4 separate regions of the Homo sapiens genome follow, and all the other regions are linked to region 1. A link is a loop called in an ENCODE intact Hi-C map of the cell type or tissue named here. Cell type or tissue: ascending aorta. All regions are shown on one strand.

What was found. Peaks named below come from ENCODE experiments on the same cell type or tissue, not always from the same donor. Only the 100,000 strongest peaks of a DNase experiment are listed, where the experiment ranks them.
Region 2: a loop joins it to region 1, with 4 times the contacts of the local background. A loop is called at or near these places in 20 of 110 quality-filtered maps.
Region 3: a loop joins it to region 1, with 3 times the contacts of the local background. A loop is called at or near these places in 32 of 110 quality-filtered maps.
Region 4: a loop joins it to region 1, with 3.0 times the contacts of the local background. A loop is called at or near these places in 8 of 110 quality-filtered maps.

The regions. Positions count from the first base shown.
Region 1 is chr4:168,583,607-168,588,606 of GRCh38, reverse strand. The region is part of intron 2 of PALLD (palladin, cytoskeletal associated protein); the gene reads right to left. All of the region lies in intron 1 of LOC124900807 (a long non-coding RNA gene), which reads left to right. Among named protein-coding and RNA genes, the nearest start is that of PALLD-AS1, 62 kb to the left of the region's middle. In ascending aorta, a CTCF peak has its summit at 2,908; DNase peaks (open chromatin) are centred at 676, 1,096 and 2,886; H3K4me3 peaks cover 1,178 bases; H3K27ac peaks cover 1,962 bases.
Region 2 is chr4:168,707,758-168,712,757 of GRCh38, reverse strand. It overlaps PALLD (palladin, cytoskeletal associated protein), which reads right to left. Exons shown (of 22, transcript NM_001166108.2): 9 at 3,611-3,730; 10 at 835-1,177. Among named protein-coding and RNA genes, the nearest start is that of PALLD-AS1, 62 kb to the right of the region's middle. In ascending aorta, a CTCF peak has its summit at 2,252; DNase peaks (open chromatin) are centred at 757, 1,357, 1,815 and 2,207; H3K4me3 peaks cover 1,530 bases; H3K27ac peaks cover 2,154 bases.
Region 3 is chr4:168,694,936-168,699,935 of GRCh38, reverse strand. The region is part of intron 8 of PALLD (palladin, cytoskeletal associated protein); the gene reads right to left. Among named protein-coding and RNA genes, the nearest start is that of PALLD-AS1, 49 kb to the right of the region's middle. In ascending aorta, no CTCF peak of the experiment used is centred here; no DNase peak of the experiment used is centred here.
Region 4 is chr4:168,814,302-168,819,301 of GRCh38, reverse strand. All of the region lies in intron 10 of PALLD (palladin, cytoskeletal associated protein), which reads right to left. Among named protein-coding and RNA genes, the nearest start is that of PALLD-AS1, 170 kb to the right of the region's middle. RefSeq lists enhancers at 2,162-2,797, 2,798-3,432. In ascending aorta, no CTCF peak of the experiment used is centred here; DNase peaks (open chromatin) are centred at 2,421 and 3,102; H3K4me3 peaks cover 2,588 bases; H3K27ac peaks cover 4,429 bases.

The DNA of each region.
Region 1 (5,000 bases):
GCAAAATCTCGTCTCTACTAAAAATAAAAATACAAAAGTTAGCCGGGTGTGGCTGCAGGCACCTGTAATCCCAGGTACTCAGGAGGCTGAGGCATGAGAATCGCTTGAACCCAGGAGGCGGAGGATGAAGTGAGGTGAGCACGCCACTGCACTCCAGCCTGGGTGACAGAGTGAGACTCTGTCTCAAAAAAAAAATAAAAAGTATCTGAAACTATTTCCATTTCTCTCTCAAAATCTGCAGACAACCATCTGAGGGTGACTAGGTGAATAAATCTTCTTTAAGGTGCTCCTCTCTTTCCCAACCCCACATTTCTTCAACATTTGAAAATTCTCACAATAATGGGCCAGTTTCATAGCTCAGGGTGTTTGGCTCCAGGAATTTTTTACAAATCCATCCTCCCAGGGCTCACAGTGATCCTGGTAGGAAACTGGGAATGGGGTCAAGGGAGAAGAAAAGCAGAGCAGTGGCTCTCAATCTCACAAACTGCTGAGAGGAATGGGCACTCCGCAGACATTCCCAGGCCCCATCGAGACTGACCCAGATCCAAGAGCGCCAGTTAGCACCAGATTTGACTTCAGAATGACTCAACGGAGTTTCTGCCTCAAGGGGTTTAGCCCTGGAGAAAGGCACCAGGAGACTCCCTTCTTGTGACACGCCTCGCAGTCTCATCTCCTGTCCACTTCCCCTCCTGCTTGCAGCCTTACCTTCCCACTTGAATCTCCCCTGCACCCCCCTGAAGAGCGCTCCACTGTATTTTAATGAATCATCTGAGTGCTGTTAGGCCAAGTGGTGACTCAGTTTTTTGGCTATTGGGGATGGCAGGAGAGTTCTCTTAACTCAGTTTTGTGGATTTCTGTATGGTGGAAAATGGGAGGAGGTGGTGAAATCCTTAGTCTTAGTAGCACTGGTTAGGGAATTGCTACAGCAGGGGAGAGGTAGAATAGGGAAAAAAGCAGCTGGCCAGGGATAACCTTAGCCATGCACAAGGCAAGCTGAGGTTTGAGAAAAAACGGAAAAGTTGGGAGATGCTGGCACAGCTGTCCTTCATAACCGCCTTCACATCCGCTCTCCCTAGCACTGAAGCCTCCCTGCGCTTTGGAGTCCCTGGCAGAGACTGGTTTGGGCAGTCTTTCCAGTGAAATCTGGTGAGCTGTCTGCTGCTTTAGCCAAGGAGTCCTGCTACTGAATGACATAAACAGTTCCCTTTCTTCAAGGGTGAAAGTATATTGGTGTGTTCTAGCAAACCAAGCAAAACGTGAAAAATATTTCAATTTTTAGGTGGCATTTGGTCAAGTGATTGCCTATGTGGTCTTCAAAGAATGTCTCCACTGGGGATTGACTATCATGATGCCAGAATTTTCCAAATCCCTAGACTCTTGAAGATCTTTCTAGCTGCTATCATTTGAAAGCTTAGCAGATTGTTGTTTATATCTACACACCCGCATTCTTCAACATCAGCACTGCAGGCATTTTGGGCTGGAGAATTCTTTGTCGTCGGGGGGTGTCCAGGGCACTGTGGGATGTTTAGCAGCTTCTCTGGCTTCTACTCTCTAGTACACCCCTCTCCCAGTGGTGACAACCGAAATGTCTCTAGGCATTGACAAATGTCTTCTGAGCAGAAGCGCAGCTCTGCAAAGAGACTGTCTAGGATACTAGACTTTTCCTTTTTACTCACTCTCTTATCGCATGGTACCCCTAGCTATGTCTCCTTGCCCTGAGGGAACGTTCGATTTTTTTTTAAGGAAATTCAGGAGAAAATATTTTTTAATTCCACAAAAGAATTAATGCAGAATTGAGAGACTGAACTGATGATGATTTGGTATATAAGGGTTTGAAAGACCTCTAATGTTTAAATTAGGCTTGTTCCATGGATGTCCAGAGTGCCCTGGAAAGCATGACCCATTTGAACCCAGGAAGCAATCAGCTCTGCCACCAGGAGCACTGGGCAGCCATATGATCAGAAACTGGGTTTACAGTTCAAACCCAGTACTGGGTTCTAATCCATACTTGCACAATGATTCAGCTTACGTTTTAGCTTGGCAGTTCTAGAAATCTCTGGCTATCTCAGTTTTACCAGTTCTAAAGTAAAGAGAGGGATTCGCTCCTCCTCTCCCTCCCACAATTCCCAAATTAGTGATCAACGACAGCAAAACGAATTGGGTCCAGCATGTAGACAGTGGTGAATTCTGGACTTTGCTGGGCAAGGGAATCTCAAGTTGAGGCTCAATTGTGAGGTGTAACAAGGTGTGTAAAAAAAAACGTTCTCTATATTCTTAAGAAGGGAGTTGCTACATAAATTTGGGGCATATCTAATTCCTAATGGTTTACCAGGAGTTTGGGAATACTGGAATCAAGGGGTGAAGAGTCTCAGCTTTTCTTTTTTGTGGGGCCGGAAGTAGTAGCTTGATAGGCACTGCTTAGAAAGCCTTTTTTTTTTTTTTTTTTTTTTTTTAGGTCTCTTGAGGACCTGGAGAAGCGATGTAGTATACTAAAGATATCTTAAAGTGCTCAAACACTCTGGCTAAATAAAAATTTCTCAAGACATTTCTTTCCAACTCGAACAAAATTACCAAAATATGAGGACATTGGTAACATTTAAACAGCAACCTTAATAGACCTATAATAGTAAACAATACGACTGTATTTGGTTTGAGGGAAAGAAGTTTATCTAGCTAATGCTATTTTCCTGACATTCTACCAATGCAAAGGACCCTGGATCCAATACTTTAATATGTCATTGTGTGGAAATCTCAGCTCTGGCCTCTTAAGAGTACTAAGAAGATTCCCCAAGCTAACTCTGACATTGTTTGGGAAACTTGGCTCCTAAGAGCAGGCGTGGGCTGCTTGGTTCCACCCTGGGCTGGGGAGCTTTTCAACTGGTATTGTGTCCACAGGCTCCCTCAGCTGGTGTCTCCGAAAACGACAGGCTGCTCCTCATACTGTCCTGAGCGCTCAGAATTAAACTGATGGGGCCAGGGGCACACTCAGTGCCTGCGCTGGGGACTGGATCCCAGGCCCCCCTCTGTTTTCTCTTCTATCTAAGAGTGCCTTCGTGCATAGACATGACAGCATTGATGAGCTGTGGGATGGCTGCAATCCCTACTTCATAAAAAGATGTGGGTCAGTAGAGAGAGGTGGGAGGAGAGGCATAAGGCTGGTTGCAAATCTCTTTTCTGTGACCTGCCAGTATAATTGAAGCTACATTGTTAGTTACACCTCATCTATGAAATGGGTTACACCTCATCTATGAAATGGGTTAATCATTTCCTCTCCTACACGGACACACACACACACACACACACACTCACACTCATATATTCTCATGGTCACACACACACACTACTCATAAGGATGTTGTGAGAATTAAACAAGATAATGGTTATAAAACCACTTGATAAACTGCAATATGTCATAAAATTTTGAAACTATTGTTTTTGTTGTACATCATGAGCAGTATGTCCTGTGTTCCTACATCTTTTAGAGACCATTCAATACATTTGGAATCTATTACCAAATAGAAATAGTTTCCAAAACAAACATATCTATCTTCTTGTCAGTTAGAATTAGTCAAATTTTTATCATAAATAACTATTATTATATAAACCAGTTATATGGGAACTGGTGTAAAATAGCCAAGAAAGGGGGGAACTCTACTAGACATTCCAAATAAATGTGTAGTTTCTTCATGTGTGTGTGCATGGGTACTTTGTTGAGGGAATATTTTGCTCACCATTGGCCTAGAATAAATGTTTGTTAAATGAATGAAAGAAAATATACATTATATAATGACTTTCCATCAAACAGTCCCCCTCAAGTTTATCCATATTCTCAGCCATGGCAGGATTTTCCATCACACATGGTCCACATTTGAATGTTCATATTCAGAAACACGGCTGGGTGAAACTAAAGTTTACTCATTTTTGGATGGCAGAAACAAACCACAGATTGAAATAGAAGACATTGTAAGCAATGTGTCTGACATACTTGGTGACTAAGATAGAAAACAATTCCTTAGATGCCTTAAAAGTGACATTTATTTTATATATCCAACTTTTCATGAAGGCAATCACACAAATTAAGATTGTTAACACATACTCTAATGAAGGATTAAGTAGAAATTTAAATGGAAAGATGACAAAATCCAAAATAACAATTTTTGGTTGAGATCCAAGAAAGATGACTTATGAACACATTTCTTTGTTTAATGCCAGACCCAGTAAAAGTACCATCTTGGTTATCTGGCATCTGTTCCATGCCTATTGGCATTCTTAACGCACACTGTAATGATACAGTGGTTCAGCAGAGGGATGCTTACACTTTGTTGAAATCTGAATATATTAATTTTAATTGCTTTAAATTAAAACTGAAGACGAGGTAAAAAAAAAAAAAACCTGATGGTCTTAGAGTACTATATAAGCTGGTGCTAGATTTTACCTGATGTCTATACATAATGATTTCCAATTATGCAAAGCCACATTGGAATGGGACAAAATAAAAGTGGGATAGGGATAGAATCTGATATTTATTTGGTTCCTTCTTTGTGTTAGACACTTTATGTGCCATTTCATTAGCTTCATATGCACCCACGCACAGAGTTTCATGCTCCTTATTTCAGAGATGAGAAATTTTGGGCTCAGAAAATTTAATTGCATGTACTAGAACTGGTAGAGAAAAAATGGAAACTATGCCTTTCTTGGTGGTGGGGAATACCACCACCTCAGTTTGGATTGGAAGGTTGGAAGAAAGAAAAGATATCGAAGGAAAGTAGACCTGAGAACTAGGCTTGGTAAACAGACAAGGTCCCATTGGCCACCCAGCAGAGCAGAAGTATAGAGTAAAAGCACATTGGTAGGAAAAGAAAAATATTATCACAGATATCCCAAGGGCTGAGATGTGTAATATTTAGTCCATTAGTCCATTAGCCTTAAATGGAAAATAAATATTCTTTTCAAGTGAAGTAAATCTTGAGTCTCCCTCTTTATCCAACTCCATCAAACTG
Region 2 (5,000 bases), 120 kb before region 1:
ACATTCTCATGGGAATGTGACCTCATAGAATACATACACATTCACTATGACTCTTACATTTCCACTAACCTCTGGCAGGGCAGTAATTCAGGGTCTCTTGCGCTATGGTAGAACCCTTTGAGCTAATTTATTTCTGCCTCTCTCTGACATTGTAATGGCTCCATTCATAACAACTCTCTGCTGTGCGGTGCCAATGGAAACAGCTCATGCAAGGTTTATCATCCTAAGAAAATAATGGACATCAACTGTGAAGATGGTATTCATGGAAATATGCAGCTCCATGGAATTCCAAGCCAAGTAGCCTGTGTTGTGAAGGGCGCTCTTCTTGCCCACAAGCCTGCTTCCCTCCAGTTTCATTGCCCTGCCAGGATCTGCACCCTGAATTTCCAGCCTCAGTTTTTAGTCTTTCCCCGCTTGTCTATATCAGATCTTCTTACTGATACTTAATATTTAAAGTAACAAATGCAAAGTACTTATACTCACTTTTTGAAATGCTTTTAATAAAGGGCTGAAAGTAGATCCCCCTTTTCCATGGCCTCCAGGGAGTGGCTACATCCTTAGCTGTATGTTGGAAGCCCACACTGGGCACAGATATTTTCACAGCCATAACCAGTTATAGCTTTCAGCAAAGGGCAGATTTCACCAAGCTTTTCATTTCCCTTCTTTATTTTTAGGTGTCTTTTATATTGTTGAAAGACACCACTTGGCAGCAAGGTCCCATGAGTCAAGGCCAACTTGCCACATAGTTGAATACAGGCAAAAGTTTTTTTCTCACCAGACAGGAAATGTAACAGGGGTATGGAAATTATTATAAAACCATGCAGAAATACTCACAGTTTTGGTTTGGCAAGCAGAGGTGGTGGCTCCTTAGTGGGTGAAAGCAGGACAGCTGGTGTTGGAAGAGATTTATTACTGTTAGCTTTGCCGTTAATCAGTCCATTTACTCCACGGCTGGGATGGACTCCGTTCGTTTCCCTCTCAGCAGCATTGAATTGCATTTGAAGGGCTGCCCTGCTCAGGCCTAACTCAGGGTTGTTCACCTGCTGGATCTCAGATGGTTTCTTTGAAGCCAACTCCAAGGAACTTGTCTCCAAGATTGGAGGGGGAGGTGGAAAGTGTTGGAAGTGGTCATTGTTGGATTCTCCCATTGACTCGTAACTACAGTTTTCAGTGTTGGCTAAGGAAGGGGAAAGAGAGGAAAAACATAAGAAGATGCCACTAGTTCAACAAGTGATTTCACACTGTCAGAGTCTTCTGAGAATCCCTGTGTTGTGTGAAGTTGTTAAAGAAGAGGTGATTGTGCTGCTCTCATCTGACGCAGAAGCACTGCCAGCTGGAGGGCCTGGTTCTTTCAAGCTTGTTTTGAACGAGTGCTACCGTTTCATTTCCTGACTGAGCTCACATTTGGGGAACCCAGCTACCGAATCATAAAAATTCCAAACAAGAGCTAAAGATAGAACTTGGCAAAAAAAGTGACAACACAAACAGTATCAACCAACAATGCTTTGTCCTCTCACGTTTTGGTCCATGGGTCCGACTGAACATCCTAGCTGTCACTACTCAAATTGGCTCAAGCTGTAAAGGTTTTATGTGGATATTCATCTAAAGCTAGGGAAGGTAAACCTTGGAGTCCAAGTAAAATTTCATAATCTCATAAAAATATTTTTTTCCATATTAGGTGATTGCTCCAACTATAACTCAGTACGAAAGAGATTTTTATTTGTTGCCCTCAATAGGCTGAAAGCATCTTGAGATCACGTCTTTTTTAGATTCTGCACCTTGCCCACACAGCCCAGCAGAGCTCCTGGCATGCACTCAAAAATGCTTATTGAGGTAAACAAAAAGCTCAGAAATAAAATATTTGTTGATTATGTTTGACCTATAGCAGATTTACTGCAGAAACAAATGGAAAATATTACACACAAATTTTTGCCACTCAGACTTATAGAGCCCAGGGTTTTGGCCATATTGTTTAAACACTGCACTCCTGCTATGGCCATTTGATGGGACAGTGTTGAAGCCAACTCGGAATCAAAACGCTGGGGTCCTCTTTGCTCTGTAACTCTGATCCTGACACTTAGGTTTCTTTCAGCACTTACAGTAGTCATTCACAGAAACCATTTCCCACTTAAGATGACCCTCCCATTTCTTTTCTTAATGAAGATGAAAAAGCATTTACAGTTGCCACTCTAAGGTCCCTAAATAAGTTTTGGTTGTGTCTCTGCTGCCACCTAGCACCAAGTTCTTGCTCTTCTGAAGGAATCCAAGTACAATTCAGTTGTTCTCTCCAAGTCCGTATCATTTAACAAATGACCCATTTATTGATTCCCTACTATGTACATTATGTTCCAGGCTTGGTCAAAAACATATTTTAAAAATATCTTTAAGATGAATGGCAGAGATGAGGCAATTAAAGTAAGCTAATGCTCATTAGTAACTAGAAAACAGACAAATAAAAAGAAAAGAAAAGAAAAGAAAAAGAAAAAAAGCTGTTTCATATTGCCTTCCCTAGTGGTAAGTTTTTGAGTTTAGAAAATATCCATATATTTTTGAAAATTGACTTCAATAATACAATACATTGCTTTCTTTTTCATATTAGTTATATACTATCATTGATACAGACTATCAGTGAAATTTGAGTTTGAAGGCCTTTACAGCTTCTCTGAGTTTTATCTTGTATTACATTTTATACAAGAAGGCTTATCTTGTATTACCTTTTCAGAAGTTTCAACAGTGGATCAGACAATGGCTTATTTGTACAAGTATCTCCAGATCTCATGTGTTGGCACTGCTGAGAAAGTGACTGCACCTCTGATGCAGAGGTGGCTTTCCAATGTGAATATGATTCTAGGTTAGCGGGAGGATGTTAGGAAACCAGCTCCATCGTTTCCAAGACCAAGACTGCACGATTTTAAAGAAAGCCCCCTGTGTGTTCAGTTGCTACACGATCATTATCTTTTTGTTTGTCATCTCCACTTCACTCCTTCTTCTCCCCTCCCCTAAAGCCTTTGTTTCACGATGAACTTAGATTGTTAGGGTGACTCCTGGAGTGGCCAGATTCCTGAAGGCTGAGCTGAGCTCTCTTCCTGGGACAGTCGCTTTGTCCCTTCCTTCCTTCCTTCCTTCCTTCCTTCCTTCCTTCCTTCCCTCCCTCCCTCCCTCCCTCCCTTCCTTCCTTCCTTCCTTCCTTCCTTCCTTCCTTCCTTCCTTCCTTCCTTCCTTCCTTCCTTCCTTCCTTCCTTCCTTCCTTGATGGAGTCTGACTCTGTCACCCAGGCTGGAGTGCAGTGGGATGATCTTGGCTCACGGCCACATCCACCTTCTGGGTTCAAGTGATTCTCCTGCCTCAGCCTCCAGAGTAGCTGGGATTACAGGCACGCACCACCACACTCAGCTAATTTTTGTATTTTTGGTAGAGACAGGGTTTCACCATGTTAACCAGGCTGGTCTCGAACTCTTCACCTCAAGTGATCTGCCTGCCTCGGCCTCCCAAAGTGCTGGGATTACAGGTGTGAGCCACTGCACCTGGCCAGGACGGTGCCTTTCTGCTGTGGCCATCCACACTGGTGCTGGGGAACAGAACCCAGTCATTTTTTTTACTCCTCACATACCTGAGGTGACAACCAGCTGGGCAGTGCTGGTTGCTGATCCATAATCATTTCTTGCTGAACATGTAAAGATCCCTGCATCTTCAGGGAAAGTCTCAGCGATAACTAGGGTGCAAATCTCCTCTGGAAGTGAAGAGAACAGAATCATTCATCAGAGTTGAACCATGAAGTCACTTTTAAGAAGTGAGACCCTCCACCTTTCCACAACAAACAAATTAGGTTATGATTATTACAGATTCACTTTACAAAAGTGTTTACAATAGAATCTCTTTACATTTAATTTAGCAATTCTGCCTAGCAGAAAAAGCTTTGGAGGTAGACCCATTCTTTGTGATGTTGGACAAGAGCAGTCTCGGTGTCCTCATCTATAAAATGGGGATAATACATACCCAATGGGTTATCTGTGAAGATAAAACGAGATGTCTGCAAGTGTGCAGCTCTGTATTTTGCATGTAGGAGTTAAGCTGATTGCATGTCAGAGTTCTTTCTGTACATACAGCTACCTCTTATATCTGCTCAGCTGCAAACCAAGCAGTGGGGAAAATAAAGCTCTTCTGAAATGTTAACCACGGGGGAAAAAAGAACATGACCTGTATATGTTTGACCTGTAGACAACTATTCTGGAAGGTACTGTTAAGTGGCATGGCAGTGTTGTAGGGCATGAAAAGCCCAGACTCGAAACAGCTGCCAGGGCTTGAATGAGGGTCCTGCCACATCTTGCCTTTGTGACTTTGGTCAGTCTCCCTGAACTTCAGTGTTCTTCTCCGTAAAATGGAGACAATAATAGAAGCTACCTCACAGAGTTTGTATTAGTCATGCATGACACACAAAATTAACCACCACACGGTTATTGTGAGGGGGATGATGATGATGATGATGACGATAACAAGAGCTGACAGCTATATAACCCTTACTATACACTAGGTATTGTTACCAGCACTTAACATAGATTAAATCTAATCATCATGTCAATCTTATGAGTTATGTAAGTTTATTATTAGCCCATTTTATAGGTAGAAAATGGAAGCACAATAAGGTTAATTCACTTGCCCAAGGTCACACAGCTAATAAATACTAACATAGGGATTCAAAGCAAGCTGGGGTCCAGACTCCAAACCCTAACCACCACCTACTTTTGTGATATGACATACTGTGCTTAGGACATTGCCTGGCACAGAGCAAATGCTTCATAGCCAGTGTTAGCTGTTAACATTAAAAGGAAGCTATATCTAGAGTATTAATTAGTTTTACTAGTTGAATAATTGCTTATATTGTACCAGTATAAAGATAATTATGTGGGCAAACGTTAAGAAAAGTGATATATTTCGGGTTCCCACAAAGTGATTCTATTGGTTATTCACAAATTTTGGGGGTAGCATAAGACCGTGTATTG
Region 3 (5,000 bases), 110 kb before region 1:
GTACTAAAGAAACTGTCTCCAGTATAAATGGAAAAATTTAAAGTTATTAATAACCTTAATTATGATGCATTTTAATCTAATTTTCCCATGTTTGGATTTCCTAAGGTTTTGATTTGAGGGCATTTAATAAATTACTAAATCAGAAACTGTTTTTACTGGTGATAAATTCTGTTCTTTATAGTTACCTAAAAATTACAAAATCACAGCAATATCTCCCAGAAGGCAACCTTGAATTGCATTCAAGTTCCTGGACCTACTTAACACTTGGTTAAATACAAATAAAAACCATTTTGTTTGTGGAAACTCATAAAATGATGAGGCAGCAAGGATAAGATTACTGGGTTCCCTGGGTAATAAGGGGACATTTTCATAAATGGCTTCCTTTGCAACTGTTTTTTTTTTTTTTGTCCCAAGTCCCTAAAAAAGAAATCCAGCTTTTACCTTTCACACCACATGGTTTGGCTAACACAGTTGGTAAAAAAGAACTCTGAGCTAAAATCAACAAGATGAAATCCAGTGTGGGTAAATGTAATGCTTGTATCAATATTTGCACAGGAGGCTGGGTGCAGTAACTCACGCCTGTAATCCTAGCACTTTGGGAGGCTGAGGCTGGTGGATCACCTGAGGTCAGCAGCTCGAGACCAGCCTGGCCAACATGGCAAAATCCCATCTCTACTAAAAATACAAAGATTAGCTGGGCGTGGTGGTGGATGCCTGTAATTCCAGCTACTTGGGAGGCTAAGGCAGGAGAATCACTTGAACCTGGAAGGCAGAGGTTGCAGTGAACCAAGATCATGCCACTGCACTGCAGCCTGGGCAACAGATCAAGACTCTGTCTCAGAAAAGAAAAAAATTGCAAAGGATTTTTTTAAATTGTCAATTGTATTTAATATCATATATAAAGAAGGATATTTAAAATGTACCATTTAACGAATAACAGTGAAATGAACCCCTGTGTATCTATCCTCAAGTCTATGAAATAAAACATTCCCAGTGCTTTAGAAATACCTCATAGGCTCTCCCCAATTTAATTTTCCTTCTCCTTTGAGATAATAATTCCTTCGATTTTCTTTATGTGTTTACCATATATGTATGTATCCTTAAAAAATGCATTCTTTAGTTTAAAAAAATTAAGTAGTGAGCACAAATCTTGGCTGACTAAAGAAAAAGTAACCTTGTCACTGTTAGGAAAAAGATCCCAAGAACCATCTTGGGCCATCAACTAGATTCAACGTCCTTGAAAGTTTCCAAAAGCCCCACGGGGCACTCAGTGGGTAAGGTCTTGAGTGAATCTGGGAAATATAAGGCTCACTCGGTGGAGCAGTCTGGTGGGGCCTCATGTGGGCATCCAGCAGGAATATAGTTGTTGCTGGAGATGGTATCTCCATATTTTGTTTCTTTAAATTAAAAAAAATTGTGGTTACATAGGAAGTATATATATTTACTGGGTACATGACATGTTTTGATAAGGGCATGCAGTGTGAAATAATCACATCATGGAGAACAGGGTATCTGTCCCCTATAATATTTATTCTTTTAGTTATTCAATCCAATTATACTCCAATTAAACAATCCAATTACACTCTTATAGTTATTTTAAAATGTACAATTAATTTCTTATTGACTACAGTCACCCTGTTGTGCTATCAAATACTAGGTCTTATTCTTTCTTTCTAACTATATTTTTGTACCAATTAACCATCTGCATCTCCCCCCACAGCCTCTCAATACCCCTCCCAGCCTCTGGTAGCCATCCTTCTACTGTTTCGATTTTTAGATCACACAAATAAGTAAGAACATGTGATGTTTGTCTTTCTGTGTCTGCCTTATTTCACTTAACATAATGAGCTCCAGTTCCATCCATGTTGTTGCAAATGATAGGATCTCATTCCTTCTTATGGCTGAATAGTACTCCATCGAGTATATGTACCACATTTCCTTTAGCCATGCATCTGTTGATGGATACTTAGGTTGCTTCCAAATCTTAACTATTGTGAATAGTGCTGCAACAAACATGGGAGTGCAGATATCTATTTGATATACTGACTTCCTTTCTTTTGGGTATATATCCAGCAATGAGATTGCTGGTATTTTCTGCTTTTTACCCATTTATGCCTAGTGTTCCATTATTGGAATGCTAAGCATTTGGGAGTTACTTATATCCTACTGCTCAAGGTCATCGTCAAGGTCTGATTGCAAAAATTCAAAAAATTGCAACCTCAGGCATAGATGGGTTAATTAAACTCAACATGGCCGACTTCTAGATGTCAGGACTGACCAAAGCAGAACGCTTCTGTGGGGGTAAGATGAGTGTTCCCAGCTGATCCAGGTGACAGTCCATGGAGGGGAGAGCAGGACAGCCCAAGTAGACATGAGATTTCTGGGTCAGGCTTACCGCCCTGCCATTCTGTCATCCAAATAAAAGACGGGCTGGACCAGAGGCAATGAACCTCCTAATGATGAAAGCCTCATTGCATTTGTCCCTCGAGACACGAGGCTTCAATCTGAACTTGCCCTTCATTCCTGATGCACAGCTGTCACCCTCCTGGGGATGCCCTTTGCCTCTTGCTTCTATGTGATCTCCTGCTTCCTGTACCCCACCTCTACATCTTGTCCTTTCTGGATTAATTCTCTTGCTGTGGTGGAGCACACTGTCGGGTTCCAGAGGAAAATTTGGGGGATCTTACAAGTCTGAAAATATCTTTGCTAGATTTCCATGTGAAGTTTTGCCTAGGGGCAGAATTCCAAGTTGTAGGTAACTTTTTTCACAATTTTGAAGTTCTTGCTTCATTGTCTCGTTGTGTCTAGTGTGACTGCTGAGAAGGCCTAAGCTATTTGCATCTTGCTAGTTTGTATATATAACCTGATGTTTTCTCCCAGGACACTTATAACATGATCTCCTTGTCCTGGAAATTCTGAATTTCATGATGACGTGCCTGGGTCTGGGTTTATTCCATATGTTGTGCAATCAGTGGATTTTTCCATCTGGCAATTGATAACTTTCAGTTTGGGGAACTTTAAAAAAATTATTTCATTGATAATCCTGTCTCTCGCCGCTTCTTTCTTCTCTCCTTCTGGAATCCCAGTTATTCAGCTATGCATCTCTAACTTTGTTGCCTTTTCTCTCTTACATCCCTTCTTCGTCATTTTGCTGTACTTTGTGGGACATCTGCTCGTTTTATTTCTGCTATGAACTTTTCATTTCAAGAACTCTGTTTTACAAGTGTCCTCCCCTCTCTTTTTTTTTTCTAGCTTTTCATTTTTATTTCTTGGGTGGAATGATTTCCTTGGATCCTTTAAGAGAGATTTTGTTTGTTTGTTTTTGTTTTACATTTTCCTCTCTTTGCAAACCCATTTTCTCAAAGTTCCCTTTTAGGAAGGTCACTTGTTTTTTTCTATATCATTCATGCTAGAGGTTTTCTCCAGATGCCTTTTCTCTCTGCTTGTCTGACAGGGATGGGAGTTTATTAAGCTCTGAGTATAAGAGAGGAACTTATCCACTTTGGCCTTCCCTATAGCACAATCTAAGTGGCATCTTTATAAGAGAAACTCCCAAATCATTATCTTTGGATTTATTTTTTCTCTCGGGATGTTTAAATTGCCCAGAGAAGAGTCCTTCAGTCTCTGCTGAGAGAGGTAAAGTTCATAGGCCAGCAGGCTGGAATGTGAGTCCTGGAAGAGGACTGGAAATAGGCACATTTGGCATTAAGAATTTCAAAACCCACTCAATTTTCTTTTTGCTGTGTACTCAAATGTGTCTTGAGTCTTCCCCCTCTCCCTCTAGAGCAAGCTTGTCCAACCCGTGGCCTCTGAGCCACATGTGGCCCAGGACAGCTTTGAATGTGGCCCAACATAAATTCATAAACTTTCCTAAAACATTATGAGATTTTTTTTTTAAGCTCAAAAGCTATGATTAGTGTTAGTGTATTTTATATGTGACCCCAGGTAATTCTTCTTCCAGTGTGGCCCAGGGAATTCAAAAGATTGGACACTCCTCCTCTAGAGAGTAAAACAAACTTTCTTGGTTCATGGGACTCTAAGTTTCTCAATACTTTTTAAATGGTGCTCCTAAGCCAAAAGACATAACTAATAGTTATGTTTGTTATGTAGTTATTTCCAAAGAACTTAATAAGTGTTTATGCCTAAACAATTTAGTGTTTAAAAATACATATAAATTGAAAGAAAAATACTATTATTTTATTCTTAAATAACCACTATTTCTTACTAATGGCTGTGTGCATCTGCTGGGCACTGTACCACCTCTCTTGGAATCAGATTGGATGAGCCAGCCTCATTTCATGTTTTACATGGATTTTCATGAGGTACTTACTTTTTATCACACACTCATCAAAAACTCAGTTTCACAAAGAGATTATGTCATAGAAAAGAATGGAGGGTGATCTAATGTTGAAATTCTGAACTAGTTCAAGCCAGTCATTGTGTCATATCTGTCAAATGTCAAGTTTGAATGTGTTTGCATAAAAAAATTTCAAATATATTACAGCATCCCTGTCAGCGTGGTGTGGCACCCCAGGGCATCCTGTCACACTCTTGGTGAACTATAAGTTTCATATGGCCTACTTTTGTTCAACCCACCGTCCTAACCTAGAACATGCATTAAGTTTTTACTGCATACAATCTACTGGGATCTCAAGAAACATCCCTATCATTGCCCTCCTACAACAGCACCTTAGTACATTTAACTAAGTGTAACTTACTTTATATTTTGAATCAGAGAATCAAAGCCTAGACTCTACCGTACAAGATCTAGCATGGGTCACACTGGTGAGCAGAAATTAAAATTGAAAGCAGGAGGCAATATACTTTTATATGTATAATTCCACAACCAGTAAGACGCGTTTTTGTGTTTTTAATTTTGCACGCTATTAGACAGTGCTATAGAAGTAACTCAACACAGTTTGTGGCTGTTTCCAGACAGCTGAGTGAGTAAGAGACTGAGTATTAACAGCTGTCAAATGAGTCTTCTGTGTCCCCCACCC
Region 4 (5,000 bases), 230 kb before region 1:
ATTTTTGTGGGTGATTGTTTTTCTCACAAAAGAATTACACTTGCTATTTTTAAATAATTGACATTTTGCTATTTTTGCTAGCTTTGCTATTTTTAAATAATTGACAAGTCAAATCAGTAAGTAAAACAGTTCTGTAAATGGCAAAGTCTATTACAACATCACTAACTAGCTACACAAAACTTTGTGACTTATATTTGCTGGATAGGTAAACTCTGAAGCCTCAGTTCTTTCTGACTCTGGAATCCTGCCTCTTGCCTGTAAGCTTGTTCATCATCATCTTTTTTTGAAAGGCATTTATTATTGAAAAACACAAAATAAAGATGACAAAAAATCTACCTCTATGTATGTATAACACACTAGCACTATTTCACCATGTTCTTTTCTAGTCCTCAAAACATAGCTATACAGATAGTGTGTAATTTTACAAGGTAACTTTTCGTCATTATTGTATCATTTATCATAAACATTTTTTGCCTTCATAGGCTTAATCATTACCAGTTTTAATTGCTGCATAATATTGCATTGTTGAGATAAGAGAATATTCTGTGTATTTGACTTCTAAATTTTTTGTTTTGAAATTATAAAAAATATGCTATACTAAACATCTTCAGGCTTATACATTTCTTTTCCCATTTTGAGTTACTTCCTCAGGGCAAATACTGAGAAGTATGATTTTGAAGTCAAATACTCTTTTTACCACTATTTATTTATTTATTTGAGACAGGGTCTCACTCTGTTGTCCAGGCTGGAGTACATGGTATAATCATGGCTCACACAGTCTTGACCTCCTGGGCCCAAGCCATCCTCTCAAGCAGATAAGACTACAGGTGTGCACCGCCACGTCTGGCTTTTTCGAAATATTTTTTTGTAGAGATGGAGTCCCATTATATTGCCCAGCCTGGTCTCCAACTCCTGGGCTCAAGTGATCCTCCTGCCTCAGCCTCCCAAAGTGCTGGGATTACAGGCGTGAGCCAGCACACCCAGCCTTTTTTCCCTGCTCTTGACATCTATTGTTAAATTGCTTAAAAAAAAAAAAGTCAACTAGTGAAGCATTGGTAGGATGGAGCTTGGTCATTAAAATGACTATTCGTGGGCATAACACTGTGTCTCATTTTAATTTTTTCTTTGTTTGTGATAATAAACATTTTGTCATAAGCCTAACATTTTCTTGAAGCATGATCAAGGTAGCTTATTCAATAGAGTTTATATTTCAGTTTAAGTGGGGGGCAGGTTATTTTTGGAGCCAGAATACACTACATTGTAAGATCATCTACATGCCGTGGTCAATCTTTGTGTGTTCCCTATTTTGCACTCCAGTTTAGCTCTCTACCCAAACTCTTCTGGGCAGGTTCTGGTAGTTTCTGATTCAAGTGTGGGCTGTCCAATTTTGTATTTTGCATGAGAACAGAAGGATAGATTTGTTCAATTGCCAATCCTAGAGTTGCCAACAATTTAGTTATTGAGGGCTTTCAAAAGTCTTACCCAGGATGAATGTCTTCTATTTATTCCTAGTTGCAGACATAAGTAAATTGATTTCTTGGTTAATAGAAATAATTTCTCAATGTTGGTTTTGTAGGACAAAAAAAGGTTGTTTCAAATTATGTTTAGGAGTATCTGAAATTCTCCTTCCAAATCTTTGTTCTCTTCCACCCGTACTGCAAAAAAAGTATCAAAATAAGAGCAGCATTTATCCATAGGATCAGTGACATATTATTGGCCACTCTGGAGAGTTGGGGAGATGGTATTGAGAAGATTAAAACAAGTACTGACAGTTTCTTTGCGTAATTTGCCTCTTTTGACATCTTTTTCAGTAACTATCAACATATTTAAGTTAGACACTGTATCTAATGGACATTTAACTGGCTTGTTAAGAGGTAAGATTTTTCTCAAAGGATACAGTTATAATTCAGTGTTCAGGACATGTCTGAAAATGGGTTTCCAGATATTTCTGTTGGTTCTTGGAAACTTCCATCATCTTGGGCTAAAAGTTTCATGCATTACACATAAAGGGAATGTGATGGTGCGTCTAATGCACAACTTGCGTTTTTCTGTCTTTAACAAAAGCATGCTTATTATTGCCATTGCCACTGAAAGAGCTTCTAAACATCTCTTCAGACACATGTCTATAAAAAGCCAACAGAAAGGGATAGATACGATCTGTTTTTCTCACTCCAGCTGAAAGACCAGAGATACTTCTTTCCCTGTTTATTTTGTGGAACAAGTAAAACAAAAATCCTTTGCCCTTTCTTCTTTGCCTATTTTTACTCTCCGCAATTGCCTTGAGTCCCTGACACACTTCTATTCTGAAATACTTCAGCACTCACTTCCTTATTTGGTCGCTGGAACTGCTCTTTGTCTTGTTCAAACATTCTGCCAAGCTTGCAGCCTCCCTTCACCCCCGCCCCTTGCCCACGGCTCCCCCTTTTCTACACACACACACACACACACACACACACACACACACACACACACACACACACACACGGGGCTAGCTCCAACAGGTCACTCTGACTCAGCCTTCTCTGTAGCTCACTAGCCAATCCCCCATCAGTTATGCCCATTTAAGGAGTACCTTTTGGAAACCATAAAGGACCAGAGAGTTTTCAGCTGTTTAAAAAGACTGCTATGTTGCATCACTGGAAGTCACCGCAAAGCATGTATTTCACACAATTGCCCTCATCCTATGGCAGGGTATGTATTAAAAACAACCACCACCAAAAAAAACCCAAAAACAAAACTCCAGGCTGCTTAATTAGTGGTTACTTTATTCCTCAGTGTTTTGGCAGTTAGATTTGGCTGATAGAGGCAGAGTTCACTATCTGGTTAGTTGTCAATGTTCTCTAATCTATGATTCATGCCAAGCACTCCAATCTAATACTTAAAAAAAATATATATATATATATATATATATACACACATACACATATAACATAGGTCTAAGTAGATGTGCCAATAACACAAAGTAAAGCTCTGGGTTCCTAAGCGAAGAACACACATTTTCAATAAATGTTCCCTTTGCTCTCTTGTGTTGAAAACAAGCAGGCATTTGGAGTGCTGAAGGCTATTTTCTGGTTTCTCTGCTCAGATGTGAGTGAGGAAAGCACGGCTCTCTGCATTCCCTATTTAAGAAAGAGCTGTAATGGTCCCATCCAATAACACAGAGCAGTGTTTCCTTACATATAAACAACTGAGAAATTCCTTGGGCAAGCACATAGCCTTTTGGTTCCCGGAACAAAGCGGATGGTGGTATTCATTATGTCAAATAAACACATCATCCACACTCCAAAGGGAAACCTGAAACAATAAGCTGAACAAAGCAGTTTTCAAGGTTTTAATCCTCTTGCAATTAGCCCTTGTCTAACTCAACTGAAAAATTAAGAGTGAGCGATTTTCCCAGAAGAAAGTACCCTTAAGTGATTAAATATCCACAGTTTGTTCCCAATACTTGTTCTGAAAAAGAATTGGAGCTCGTTTTCAGAGGCAAGTAATCTAAACATACAGGATATCCTATCGCTTAGTATTATTTCTCATTTAGCCACCGAAAATGGTCTGTACCTTCCCTCGTCCACCGTGTTAATTCCTGCAGCCCTGTTACTGGGCAGGCATTGGGCTATCCGCTCCAACCAACCTTTATAGTTTCCACTTTGATCAGAATAAGCAGCAGATCAAATCCTATAGGAAGCACGTTCTCTCCCTGCCTTGTTACCATTCAGTCGATTTTGCATATTTGTGTTCACCATGGTGACCAATGTGGAAATAGTGTTTAGCTTATGAAATTCCCAAAGTGTATTTCCCTATTTTATGGAGGACAGTTTTAGACTGGCTTGGATGCATTCTTGTTGGAGGAAGACTCAAATCCTTCTTGGATATAGGCAAGGTGTAAGTGACAAATATACTTTCAACTATTTCCACCAGTTAGAATCTCAACGAGCCTGGATGTGCCTTACAAAGTGACTTGTGGGTTCAAACTTGTTTAGGTTTTAGAGCACATGGAAGTTGTGAATGTTTGCACACTATTACACTTCATTCTATTACAGGAGCACCAAGCAATTCTGCTAAAAGAAAATGATGCTAGTGTATGCCTGCAATATTGAAACAGTCACAAGCATATGTCCATGAGAAATGAAATCTGTCAAAGCCCTTCCAAGTTAATTTTAAAATGTTTACATTTGCTCATTCATCTTGTTCTTGAAAAGAAAAATGGCAGAGGTCACTAAAAGATTAAAATATTCGCCGGGCACAATGGCTCATGCCTATAATCCCAGCGCTTTGGGAGGCCGAGGCAGGTGGATCATTTGAGGTCAGGAGTTCAAGACCAGCCTGGCCAACATGGTGAAACCCCGTCTCTACTAAAAATACAAAAATTAGCAAGGCATGGTGGTACACAACTGTAATCCCAGCTACTTGGGAGGCTGAGGCAGGAGAATTGCTTGAACCCAGGAGGTGGAGGTTGCAGTGAGCCGAGGTCGCGTCACTGCACTACAGCCTGGGTGACAGAGCGAGACTGTGTCTCAAAACAAACAAACAAACAGAAAAGATTAAAATAGCCATTGTCTTTTAGGAGAAAAATTTTAAATTGAGAAAATTATAGACATTCGGGAAAGAGGGTCACTGTTCACTTTCAGCCCAGTGTCTTCAGAAGCATCACTGGAGAACTGTTGGAATCAAGAACCTAGTCCAAGACTTGGCTTAGAGACCTGCACTCTCCTGCCGTTTTTGCTGCAACGCAGTTATGTCGCTTTTGAGGAAGTAATTTCGTCCTATGAACCTTATTTTCCACATCTATAAAGTACAGACCTCATTTTAAATCAGAATTCCCAACATGGTTCGGTTTCATCCTAACAGAAATTATACAGTTGCTTAAGGCAGTCCATATAATCTATTAGTTAATGCATTTCCACCCTCATTGTCCCTGCACTGCTGGTAGATATATTTGATACATAAATTAAGGGATTCAGAATTTCAATTCTTAGTGCAAAAAAATCAGGAATTGGTAGATT